Linked DNA regions of Homo sapiens: region 1 is linked to region 2. Evidence: chromatin contacts called from ENCODE Hi-C data. All regions are on one chromosome and are shown on one strand. The core of a region is the stretch at or near the end of the contact, and the rest is flanking DNA. Distances in the headings are between cores, read along the strand shown.

What was found. Hi-C counts contacts between places; a loop is a spot of excess contacts on that map. Pooled maps may share reads with other maps.
Region 1: a loop to region 2 is called in a map of endothelial cell of umbilical vein, with 2.5 times the contacts of the local background. The contact joins the promoter of NXPE1 here to the enhancer-like site in region 2. A Hi-C loop is called at or near these places in 3 of 168 maps with a recorded cell type or tissue (Caco-2, endothelial cell of umbilical vein and naive thymus-derived CD4-positive, alpha-beta T cell) and 2 of 50 pooled maps.

What each region holds. Positions count from the first base shown.
Region 1 is chr11:114,555,907-114,561,844 of GRCh38, forward strand. NXPE1 (neurexophilin and PC-esterase domain family member 1) reads right to left here and starts at 3,975. Exons shown (of 9, transcript NM_001395504.1): 1 at 3,892-3,975. It also overlaps a transcript of NXPE2 not described here.
Region 2 is chr11:114,276,656-114,282,804 of GRCh38, forward strand. It overlaps a transcript of NNMT not described here. Among named protein-coding and RNA genes, the nearest start is that of NNMT, 17 kb to the right of the region's middle. Within about 2 kb of position 4,232, at least 12 of the 41 ENCODE cell types and tissues checked have a DNase peak (open chromatin) inside an H3K27ac peak, as active enhancers do; they include endothelial cell of umbilical vein, where a contact is called at or near this core.

The sequences.
Region 1 (5,938 bases), core at 2,725-5,224, 280 kb after region 2:
TTGATAAATATTTGGGTTGTTTAAAGATTGGGGCTATTGTGAATAGAGCTGCTCTGAATATTCATATATGGTTCTCTATATGGACAAATGTTTTAATTTCTTTTTGGTAAGTACCTAAGGGTGGAATGACAGGGCCATATGGTAAGTAAATGTTTAACTTTTGACAAATCTACAAAAAGCCTACTGGAATTTATTGCTCTTAATCTGTAGGTAAATTTGGGGAGAATTGCTCTAGTAACAATATTGAGTTTTCCAATTCATGAAAACAGTTTATACCTCTCAGTTTGAATTTATGGAGAGTTGGTTTTATTTACTTTAAGGTGGGTCTTGAAAAGCCTGGGCTTTTTACACCACGTTCCTCCTTTTTACTGGAACTCAAAACCTACAAACTCTGTTTCCTCCTTCAGTGAGCAACAGATTAAATCTCTACTTATTCAGCAGTTGTTCTGTGCTACACTTTGTGGAGTCTCCCTTGGATACACAGAGCTCAGGGATCAGTCAAAGATTTGAGAGTAGATTTCAGGGCTTTTTCTTCTAAGGCCTTTCTCCTGGAATTTCCCTGGTCAATTGCCTTGAACTCCATCCTGTGACATCTCCAGGCTGCAAGTCTGCAGTTTTCTGCTTGAATTCAAGTTGCTTTGCACAGTACACACTGAGGTATATTGTCAGGATAAGAGCCCTTAAAGCTGGCTCCCACGCAGCATGATTCCCTACTTTTAAGTGTCAAATTCCCTCTAGTTTCTGCCAGTTTTTGGCCTTTTTCTAGTGCTTTCATATCATTTTTTAAAATGTATTTTTTTCCAGAGTTTAATACTGTTCTATGAGAAATATTAGTCTCATCTAAGCCACTCTGACATTTTTTGCAGCTGGAACTTCCTAGTCCATTTATATTTCATATTATCGTTGATATATCTATGTAATTTTATCTTACTATTTGGTTTTTATTTGTCCCACCTTCTCTATTTCTATTCCATTTTCTCCCTTTTTGACTTTTTTTTTTTTTTGAGACAGAGTCTCACTCTGTTGCCCAAGTTGGAGTGCAGTGGCACTATCTTGGCTCACTGCAACCTCTGTCTCCTGGGTTCAAGCAATTATAGTGCCTCAGCCTCCTGAGTAGCTGGGATTACAGGCGTGAGCCACCACACCTGGCCAATTTTTTGTAGTTTTAGTAGAGACGGGGTTTCACCATGTTGGCCAGGCTGGTCTCGAATTCCTGACCTCAAGTAATCTGCGTGCCTCAGCCTCCCAAAGTTCTGGGATTACAGGCATGAGCTACCGTGCCCGGCCCCCTTTTTGACCTCTTGTGTATTAGTCAAAAACTCTAAAATTATTCTATTTCCATTCTCATTTAGCTTGTTATAAAAACTACTTTAATAATTTCTACTCTATTTTGGAAATTTCAATATGCATCTTTGACTTAATGAAGTCTAATATAAATTGGTACTTTTACTAATTATTAGGAAATGAGGGACCTTAGAAAACTGTACTCCATTTACATTTAACTCTTTCACATTTTCTTGCTATAGTCAGGCATTTCAGTTCTAGAAATATTTATTTTATTTCTTTTAGAGATGGAAAAGAAATATGCTGCCTAGGTTGGACTGGAACTACTGGGCTCAAGTGATCCTTCTACCTTAGCCTCCCATGTAGCTGGGACTATAGGCACTCACCACTGACTGGTTTAATTCTAGGAATATTTAAAACACCACAATATATTATATATAATACATATATATATATATATATATATATATATATATATATATAAAATCCTTGTTCATTTATATTTGTACATTTAGTTTCCTTCTTTTTCATTCTTCTTTGCCGTTCTCTACTGTCATTTGGGAGAATTTATCTTCTGCTTCAAGAACTATCTTTAATATTCTGTAAGACATCTTCTAGTGACAAATTCTCAAGGTTACATTTTAAAAAATCTTATTTTGCTTTCATTTTGAGGGTTTCTTTTGCGGGCTATACAATTCTAGATTGACAAGTGTTATTTATTTATTTTTGTTTTTGGTGGTTAAAAGCATCAGCACTTTGAATATGTTACCTCATTTTCCTTCTATTTCCCTAACTGCCCTTTGTTCCTCTCTTGCTTTCTCTCTAGAATCTAGATCTCTCAACCCCTCACTGCCCCAGTTGCTCTCTGACGCTTAACAGATCAAATATAACATCCTCTAGCTTTTCTAGTTGCTCTCAAAAGGAGACTATAAGCAAGTCTACTATTTTGGGAAACATAAATTTTATTTATAATTATAAATATAAACTATACACACATCTATGTATATGTGTTTATGTGTGTGTGTATATATATATCCATATATATGCACATTCTATATGTTTTTCTTTTTATTTCATTTTCCAAACAAATATCTGTGGCTGATGTGTAGAAATGCAAGTGCTTTATTTTAATAGTGCTTTTATATAGGCACACATAGAGAACAAAGATGATTAGAAGTGGCCATATTGGGTACGTTTGCCTTGTTTTCATAGTTAGTTTCAACATTTTACTATGTGTAATTAAATATATGATGTTGGATTTGTGATATTTGCTTTTCTTAATGCCTTCTATTAGATTGAGGAAGTTCTCTTTTAAGAAAGTTTGTGAAGTGTTTCTATTACTAATGGAAGTTGAGTTATTGACAAAGGCCTTTTCTGATTCATTGAGGTAATTATATGAATTTTTAAACTTTTATGTTTAAATGTGATGTATTACATTCGTATATTTTCTAAAGCTAAACAATCCTCCTGTTATGGACTTAAGCTGAACTAGGTCACAATATAGATTGGATCTTTATACATAACTCTGCTGTGCTATGTAAGAGTACAAATTAACATGATCGTTTTGAAAGCAGAATGGCAATATTTCTGTTAGTTTGTGTTTATCTATGCCCTATGTCCAAGCAATTCATTCTGGATACATCACAGAGGACTTCTCAGTCAGGTCCATAAAGAATCACATACAAAGTTTGTTTTCAGTTGATTATATGTATAGCTGTAATTGTAGGGAATTAAATAGACTTTAATATGTATTACTATGAAATGGTTAAGAAACATGTAGTGGATGTGTATTGTGGGATACTATCCAACAGTTAGATACAACTCACTAGATTTACCTGTAATATGAAGAGCTCTTAAAAACAGCTCTAAGTGAAGAAAGAAATAAACATAAATCTTTATCACATTTTTATGTAAATTAAAAATATACATACAAAGCACAATACATGGATACACACATACTCAAAGACAAAAATTAAAAAAGAATCCTTCCTGCTTTTCTGGCTTTGTTTATGACTCATCCTACTGCCCACCTGGGGTGGCCTGCCCCTGCACCAATCTAGACTCTATAGTCAGTGAATCCCCAGCTCAGGGGCAATCTCTACAGGAAACTTTCCAGCATAACTCTAGACCACAACGATCTCTCCCGTATTTTGAATTCCTGTGACATATTCATACATTTTCCACCCAAACAATGTCATACATAAAACAAGGCAAAGAAATATCAGTTGTAAACAGGTATTTTTGATGTCCTTCTTCCTCTCTCCAACTAGATGTTAGGTTGAGTGACTGTATCCATGCTTGCTTCCCACAAAGCACTGGGGACTTTTGCTGGTTGGTTATTAGAGAAATATTTTATCTTGATGCTGTCTCACCGTCAAAACCAGCCTATCCTTGTCAGTAAGAGAGGCTCTCACTATCAGTTTTTTTTTTTGTTTCCCACACTTTCTTCTGAGCTTTCTCCCTTTTCTTATCTTTCTCTGACTTGAGAGAACCCCTCAGCAGACACAGTCTTTCTAATTTCTTTTGCTTTGTTCTTCCCTGCCCTCCACTGACCACTGGCAAGATTAGAAATAGAGAAAGGCAGTCTCCATAGTTTTGCTTACTCACCTGTTTTAATGATCTCTCCTATCTGGGTGGCTGGAAAAGTACCTGTGAGTTCTTAACTGGCTCTTGTGGCTGTGTAAAATGTTTTTGTTCCTTGTCTGTGAACACATTTATTTTCATCAGTCTGTTTTCCTCGTAAATTGGCTTATCTTGGGGTGGAGATTTGAAGAGGCAATAAACAGTAGTACAATTAACTGACAATTAGATAATTCCACAGCCTCTGTTAACTGGGTGTTACTCGGGTATTCTTTGAGATTCCTTCTCTCTCCATGTTACTGGTGACCCTTGGGAATGGAAAACCTCTTAGTTCTGAAACAGCTGTGGTCCTTGAAGTCATAGTGTAAAAATACCCCAAGTGACTCTATGGATAGGCTTTCCTCAGAAAATCTGAAGTCTCACGACAACTCCAAACAAGAGAACAAATTGTCAGTGGACACCATGCAGAGAACTGGTGGGTGATTGAGAATTCTTTTTTTTTCTTTTTTTTTTTTTTTTGGACAAGGTTTTGCTCTGTTGCCCAGGCTGGAGTGCAGTGGCGTGATCATAGCTCACTGCAACCTCGAACTCCTGGGCCCAAGCCATCCTTCTGCCTTGGGCCTAGGGGCTACAGGTGCATGCTGCCACACCTGGCTAATATTTTTAATTTGTATTTTGTAGAGATGGGGTCTTACCATGTTGCCCAGGCTGGTCTTGAACTCCTGGGCTCAAGTGGTCTGTCTTCCTCGGCCACCCAAAGTGCTGGGATTACAGGCATGAGCCACTTTTCCCAGCTGGATCTTTTATCGGTTTGAAAAGGATATCTAATAAATGGGGAAGGACTATTTGCTCTGAGTTAGGGAAAGGGGATATGGTTCATTAACTCGTCATTATCATAAACATTATTTAATTCACCAATACAGTAAATGTTGCTGTAACTTCTGCTATGCCAAATGCCTGTAACATGAAAGGGAATATATGGGTGTATATGAATAATTAGGCCTATTAATCCTTCTTTCCCCTCTAACCCCTGGTCACCACTGGTTTTCTTACTGTCTCCATGGTTTTGACTTTTACAGAATGTCACATAGCTGCAATCATACAGTGTGTAGCTGTCCCAGATTGGCTTTTCTCTTAGCGATACGGATTTCAGTTTCTCTGTCTTTTTGTGGCTTGATAGCTTATTTCTTTAGTGCTGAATAATATTTTACTGACTACATATTGGAGACCTTTCTCTCATGCCTCATGCCCTTCCCTCTGGAACCTTCATATTTGTCATGTGACTGTTACTTCAGCTCTGTAACATAAATCTAACTTCATCTCTCTTTCTAAGCCTGGATGCCCAGACCCTGTGCCAATTTGTAAGATTTAGTTTTGAAGATCACAAGTATTATTAGTACTGTGCTAAGTACTCATAGGATTAAATGAATTAATACATGTACAACATTTAAAAACAGTTTCTGACACTTAGTTTAAGCACTAAATAATTAGCAACTACTACTATCACCACCCCAACTACTACTATTTATGCATGGGAGTAAATTTTGAGATTGGCTTTTTTCTCCCACTCAGCGTAACGTCCACGATGTCCATCCAAGTTATTGCATGTGTCAACAGTTCATATGAACATATTGCCTCACTCACAATTAGGCAATATTGTTTGTTACCTTGGTTTCTTTAACCAATATTGTTTCTAAAACCTACTCCTCACTACTCAATTTGTTTCTTATCTTGTAAAGTCTTTGGTAGCTCTTTCAGAGGGGACCAGTATTAGACTGAGTACATATTTTTTCTTCCTAAATAGATGATAAATTTACTTGCTATAGAATTAGGTGAAAAATATTTTTCTTCTTAGCCTTGAGGATACTGTTTCATTCTCTTCATGCATCCAATGTCATTTATGAAATGTCTGATGTCAAAGTTAGTATAATTGTGAATCTTTGTAGCATTTTTCTCTTCATCCTTGGTATTATGAAATTTTATGCAGATCTTTTTATCTTCATCATGTTTGGCGCTTTTAATGGCCCATTAGACCTGAGATCTAATATCTGTTAACTTTTCTTTCATAATTTTG
Region 2 (6,149 bases), core at 2,982-5,481:
TGTTTCAAGGGCTCTGCAGGGTTGCATAGAGAGAAGAGGGGAGAGCCCCCCATGATCTCCTAGTTTAGGCCATTTGTCACCACACAACTTCTGAGCCCATTCAGCACCTCCATCCTCACCCCTGCGAATACTGCAGCCCTACCCCATGAAATGAGAAGAACAGAGGTTTCCGCATCAGGAGACATGGCTTTTCCTCTTTGGCTCTCTGACTTACTTGCTCTGTGACCTTTGGTGGGTCACTAACATCTCAGAGCCTCAGTTTCCTCATCTCTGAAATGGAAATAATTGCCAGGTGCAGTGGCTCACGCCTGTAATCCCAACACTTTGAGAGGCTGAGGCGGGTGGATCACCTGAGATCAAGAGTTCAAGACCAGCCTGGTCAACATGGTGAAACCCCATCTCTACAAAATACACAAAAATTAGCTGGCGTTGGGGCTCATGCCTGTAATCCCAGCTACTCGGGAGGCTGAAGCAGGAGAATCTCTTGAACCCGGGAGGTGGAGGTTGCAGTGAGCCGAGATCTTGCCACTGCACTCCAGCCTGGGCGACATAGCAAGACTCTGTCTCAAAAAGTAAATAAATAAATAAAAGAAAAAGAAAAGAAAGAAAGAAATGGACATAATAATACCTATCCCCAGGGTTATCGTAAGACCCCAAAGATATAATAGGAATGCACTTAGTAAATAATTATGTGTGTGATGTGGTATGTAAGAGTTTTGGCTGACTTTATATATATGCATGAAATGAGTGGTTCTAAAGAGAGCTGGATAAGCTGTCTTCTTTCTTGATCCAACACAAACCATCTAACCCAGTCTGAGGCAGGGAGGAGGTACTTGGGGAAAGACTTTTTGAAGGAAGTAGCAGCACATTGGTGAGATGTAAAGGATATTTGAGGGTAAGCCACGTGAAGGAATGGGGTTGAGGGGTGAAGAGCAGGAATTCCCACATGCTGAGACCTGGAGAAGAAATAACATACTATGTTAGGTGAACTTCAAGAAAAGTGAAAGAACCTTAGATGTAATTGTGGCACTATCCCTAGAGGGCACTACTAAGGCTGTGGTAGAACAGGACAGTGCTCCAAGCCAGCAGAGAGGACCAGAGGTAACTGTTGATAGGCATGGGTGGTGGGCAGGTAAGTGATCGATTCATTCAACAAATATTTGTGGAGTACTCTGTAAAGCTCAGTGCTAAGCTCAGCATCAGAACCTTTGCCCAGGGTTGGTCCTCATGCTAAACATAGTTGCAACACGTAAGCCCTTGACCACATTCTGCCTCATGCACCTACTCTGCCTCTTTTTCTCTCCGTTAGTTCTGACATCGGTAGTTTTTACCTTACCCTTTACCCATTACTAAAAGAAGAAATATGTTGGCTGCTATGTTAGTCCATTTTGCAATGCCGTAAAGGAATACCTGAGACTGGGTAAATTTATAAAGAAAAGAGCTTTATTTGGCTCATGGTTCTGCAGGCTGTACAAGCATGGCGTTAACATCTGCTCAGTTTCTGTTGAGGCCTCAGGAAGCTTACAATCATGGCGGAAGGCAAGGGAGGAGCAGGCATTTCACACGGCGAGAGAGGGAGCAAGAGAGAGAGGAGGAGATGCCAGGCTTCTTTAAACGATCTGCTCTCTTGTGAAAGAGCTCACTCGTTACTGTGAGGATGGCACTAAGCCATTCATGAGGGATTTGCTCCCACGACTCAAACACCTACTACCAGGTCCCACCTCCCACATTAAGGATTACATTTCAACATGAGATTTGGAGGAGACAAATATCCAAATTATATCAGCTACATCAAGAATGTTCTCTTTGTACTTAGGTACAAAGGTTGTGGCACTGTCCCTAGAAGGCACTACTAATGTTCTGGGCACCTGGTGTGATAGAACAGGCCAGTGCTCCAAGCAGGCAGAGAGTACCAGAGGTGACTGTTGGTAGGGGTGGGAGGTGGACCTAATACTCATGTGTGTGTGTGTGTGTGTGTGTGTGTATTATGTGTGCATATGTGAGTGTGTGCACATGTATGTGTGGTGATTCAGGTAGTGGAGAGTGGCTAGATCTGTCAGTGGTGTCACCACATGGGTGATGAATGAGGTTGTATCCCAGGTGCTGGGGTCAGATCAGAAGTTGGATACCAGGAGAAGCTTGCAGCAGATGGGACCAGAGGCTGAGTGTTAACTCCTTCCAAGGGGAGCTCCAAGTGTACACAGGAGTGTGCAGCCAGAAAGCTGCTATGGGATGGGAAGGCATAAGGCAAAGAACAAGGCAGCCAGGCACATGTGCAGGGTTTCCAGGGCAGGTGCCCTACGCAAGACTGGGTTGCCTGGTGCTCCCCTTGCTGCATAAAGTAGGATGGACCAGCCTGGGCCACCCAGGACGAGGGTGTGTGTCCTGCGATAGGTTCTTCTAAGGACCTGGTGTTAGTTATGTGAACATTCACATTGGGAGACTATTGGCTCCTTTGATCCTCAAGTCACCATATACACGTGGGCCCAGTGTGAGTAGGTATTGCTATTGGCCTCACGGGAGAGAGGGTGATACTGACATGTACAAGGCGTGGCTAGTGACAGTGAAGAGCTTACAATTCACTGAATTTATTAAAAAACACACAGCGTGCTTTTATTAAGTCCCCACTGAGTAGGCATGGGACTCTACTACAAGGCAGAATTTGCTAATTCTAATACAAGGGGATGATGGGAAGCACAGAAGAGGGAGGGATTAGTTCCTGCTGGGGAACTGGAGAAGACTTCATGGAGGAAGCTGCAGCGAAGATGAATCTTAAAGGAGGGTGATGGTTGGAAAGGCATTCCTGCTAGAGGAAACAACACTGCTAAAAGCATGGTGCTGGGGTCAGATCAGGAGTTGGATACCAGAAGAAGCTTGCAGCAGATGGGACTAGAGGCTGAGTGTTAACCCCATCCAAGGGGAGTTTAGGAAGATGCTGGGTGAATGATGTGATGTTTCATTTGGCTCATTTGGCTCAAGGGTGGGCTCCCTATGCCAGAGCAGAAGGAGACAGTGCTAGGAAGGTAGCTCAGGCGTGGCTCTAGGAGCCCCTGCAATCAGACTTCACCAATAAGTATTCATATATCATTTGCCAGGTACTAAGAATGTGAGGATAACAATTTTTGCCCTCGCTGGGCTTGCAGACAGTAGTGGCAGCAGTTTATAGGAGGTGAGAGCGCACAGAAAGAAATGCCTAATTTGGGGGAGATAATGGAGTCTTTACAAAGAGGTAACATGTCCACACTGACTTTGAACTAACAGGAACTAGCAGGTTGCCAGGCAGGTGGTGAGATGAAGGTGGTGGTGGACTAGGGCGTCGAAGGTGTTTCAGGTGGAAGAAGCCACGTGACAAAGGTGGGGTCACGGAAGGATGCTGAGCGTGTTTGGGAAACCTCGATCAGGAAACATGTACTGAGAGTCTGCTATGTGCCAAGCCCCATTCTGCATTCTGAGGCCATGGAGAATGAGTCAGACAGGGAGGGCCCTGCTCTCATTCTAGTTGGGAAGGGAAGGGAAGGCAGACAATGAGAAAATAAACAAATAAAGATGAGGACATGATTTTCAGAATGGGAGAAGCCCTAAAAGTAGAAAGAATGGCACTGTGGAGAGTACCTGGGGCAGAGGGCTGGAGGGAGGGCTGAGTACAAGTGCCTGGGATAGACAGACCTGGGCTGGGCTCACACAGCCAGATGGTGGTGTGTGAGCCGGGAGCCCCTAGGGCAAGGGTGCTAAGCCCAGTAGTCACCCTTTCACTGGACCAGAGCTCTCCAAAGGTGGAGCAGAGAACACCTCTGAAAGCAGAATCTACAGGCAGACAGGAGCTGATCCTGCCTGTTGCACACCCTGTCTGCCCGCCCTGCCCCAGAGAATCCCCTTATTCATTTTCAAGCCCTTCCTTTTTCCCTTCCAGAGAAGGGTCTTAGGTACTCAGACCTTCAGGGGAAGGTACAGGCAGTGACTGGGGTGGGTGGTCCATTCTTGGGGACAAGGCAGGTCATCCTGCTGAATGTGTGTCTCTGCGATGTGCCCTTTGGGAAAAGGAGGAACAAGGACAGCAGGATGGCTGCAGGCACCTGACCAAGACCTGTTTTTGGATTATTTCCCTTGTCTTTCACTCTCTGGGCACAAGAGGGCAGCCAAGTCTTGAGCTTGGGGGCTGCAGGGCCAGTGGGGTGGGAGGGCTCTTCCCTCCTTTGCTTGTCCCCGGCCTGCTCATTTGCCGGCAGCCTGCACTCCTGTTCTCCCAGATCCTGACCACTGAATGAGGGAACCAGGAAGAGGAAGGCCGCAGCCAGCGCAGAGTGCCCTGACCTCCACCCGGCCATGTATTCTACATGTTGCCTCACCTCCACCACAGAAGCTGAGGCCCAGGAAAGCCAACCCAGACCTGCTGGCCCAGGGTCCCACTAGGGACGTAGGCTAGCCCATATGCTGCCTGGATGACAGACCGAGGGAGGGGCACACTAGCTGGCCTCTGGAGGAGAATTCTTCCAGCCTCTCTCTGCTGTAGTAAAAACCTCCTTAAAACCCACGAAGCTGGGGCAGTAGGACCAATTGCAGCAGATGGGGCACAATTAGCTCACTAGATCCGTTCAATGGCTATTAAGGCCAATCCGTGCGTTAGGGCCCATGCAAGTGGGAGGAATACAAAGATGAATGGGATTCAGGCTCTTCCAAAAAGCTTACCTTCTAGTGGACAAGTGGCCATTGGAGCATAATGTGGCAAGTTTAGTGAGAGAGAGATGTTCAGAGCACTGGGGAGTATAGAGGAGGTCCATTAACCTAGCCCTGGGGGTATGGTGGAGGGAGGTCAATGAAGTCTTCCTGGAATTCATGCCCAAGCTGACTATTAAAGATAAAAGAATTTAGACAAGCAAAGGGAGGGAGGGCTTTTCAGGCAAAGGGTCAGACAGTGTGAGCAAGAAATCAAAGTCAAGACACAACATGAGAGGGATTAGAAGTTCCAGTGTGTTTGAGAAAGTTCCAGTTTGGCACTGTTTACTGTTGCAACCATTTTAATAGATACACACTCCATGAGCTGGCTCTTGTCTCCCTCTTCAGCCAGTTGAAAGGGCTTCTTGAACAGGTTTGCACATTTCCACAGGGGCTTTGGAGAACTGAGTTTTTCTAGGCTAGGGACTACAGGATTAGGGGAAATTGGATGCCAAAAAAGAGAATTAGAGGCAGGGAAATTAGCTTTCTGGCAGGCCTTTTTCTCTGGGGGAATGTCTTCTTCACTGTGCCTGAACAAGTGACTCCTGTGCGAACTAGAGACTGATGAGGAAATTGACAAAGGAAGGTAAAGTGACTAAAGACTTCTGTGCCTGAAATGAAGTACACTCAAGAGGAATCCAGAGGTTAAGATCATAAACCCCAGCCTGGGCAATGTAGTGAGATCTCCACTCTACTAGAAATTAAAAACGCCAGGCATGGTGGCATGCACCTGAAGTCCCAGCTACTCAGGAGCCTGAGATGGGAGGATCGCTTGAGCCCAGGAGGTCAAGGCTGCAATGAGTTGTGATTGCACCACTGCACTCCAGCCTGGGCCACAGAGTGAGACCCTGTCTCAACAAACGAACAAACAAATACCCCAAAATTGTAAACAAATACAAAAACAATAAAAAAATTAGATTCCTGCTTGATAATTAGATTCCTGCCAAAGTGATCAGGTGGACAGACTGGAAGAAATATTTACAGTGAATAAAACCAACAGGGGACAGATATTTTCTAGAATATACAAGGAACTACTGCAAATCAACAATAGGAAAAAGTCTAAAGACAAAAAGGAGCAAGAATATGACCAGGAAATGTATAGAAGAGGAAACTCCAAAAGCTAGCAAGCATTTTGTGACAGAGATTGTCTAACTCCTCCCCAATTTGCATGTCCTTTTTTCAGCACACATCCAGGCTGTATTTCACAGCCCCCTTGCCTCAGGCCATGTGATGGAATTCTGACCCAAAGAATATTAACAGATTAATGTATGGCACTACTTAGGCTGTGTCCTCAAAACCCTCGCATTCCAATCTCCTCCGAGAGCTCTCTCCCCTCCTCTGAGGGCTAGATGAAGAGAATCCAATGGAAGGCTCTGGGGCCTTAGAGCCACACAATGGAAGAAGTCTGAGTGCCGAAAGGACCACTGGGGGAGTAC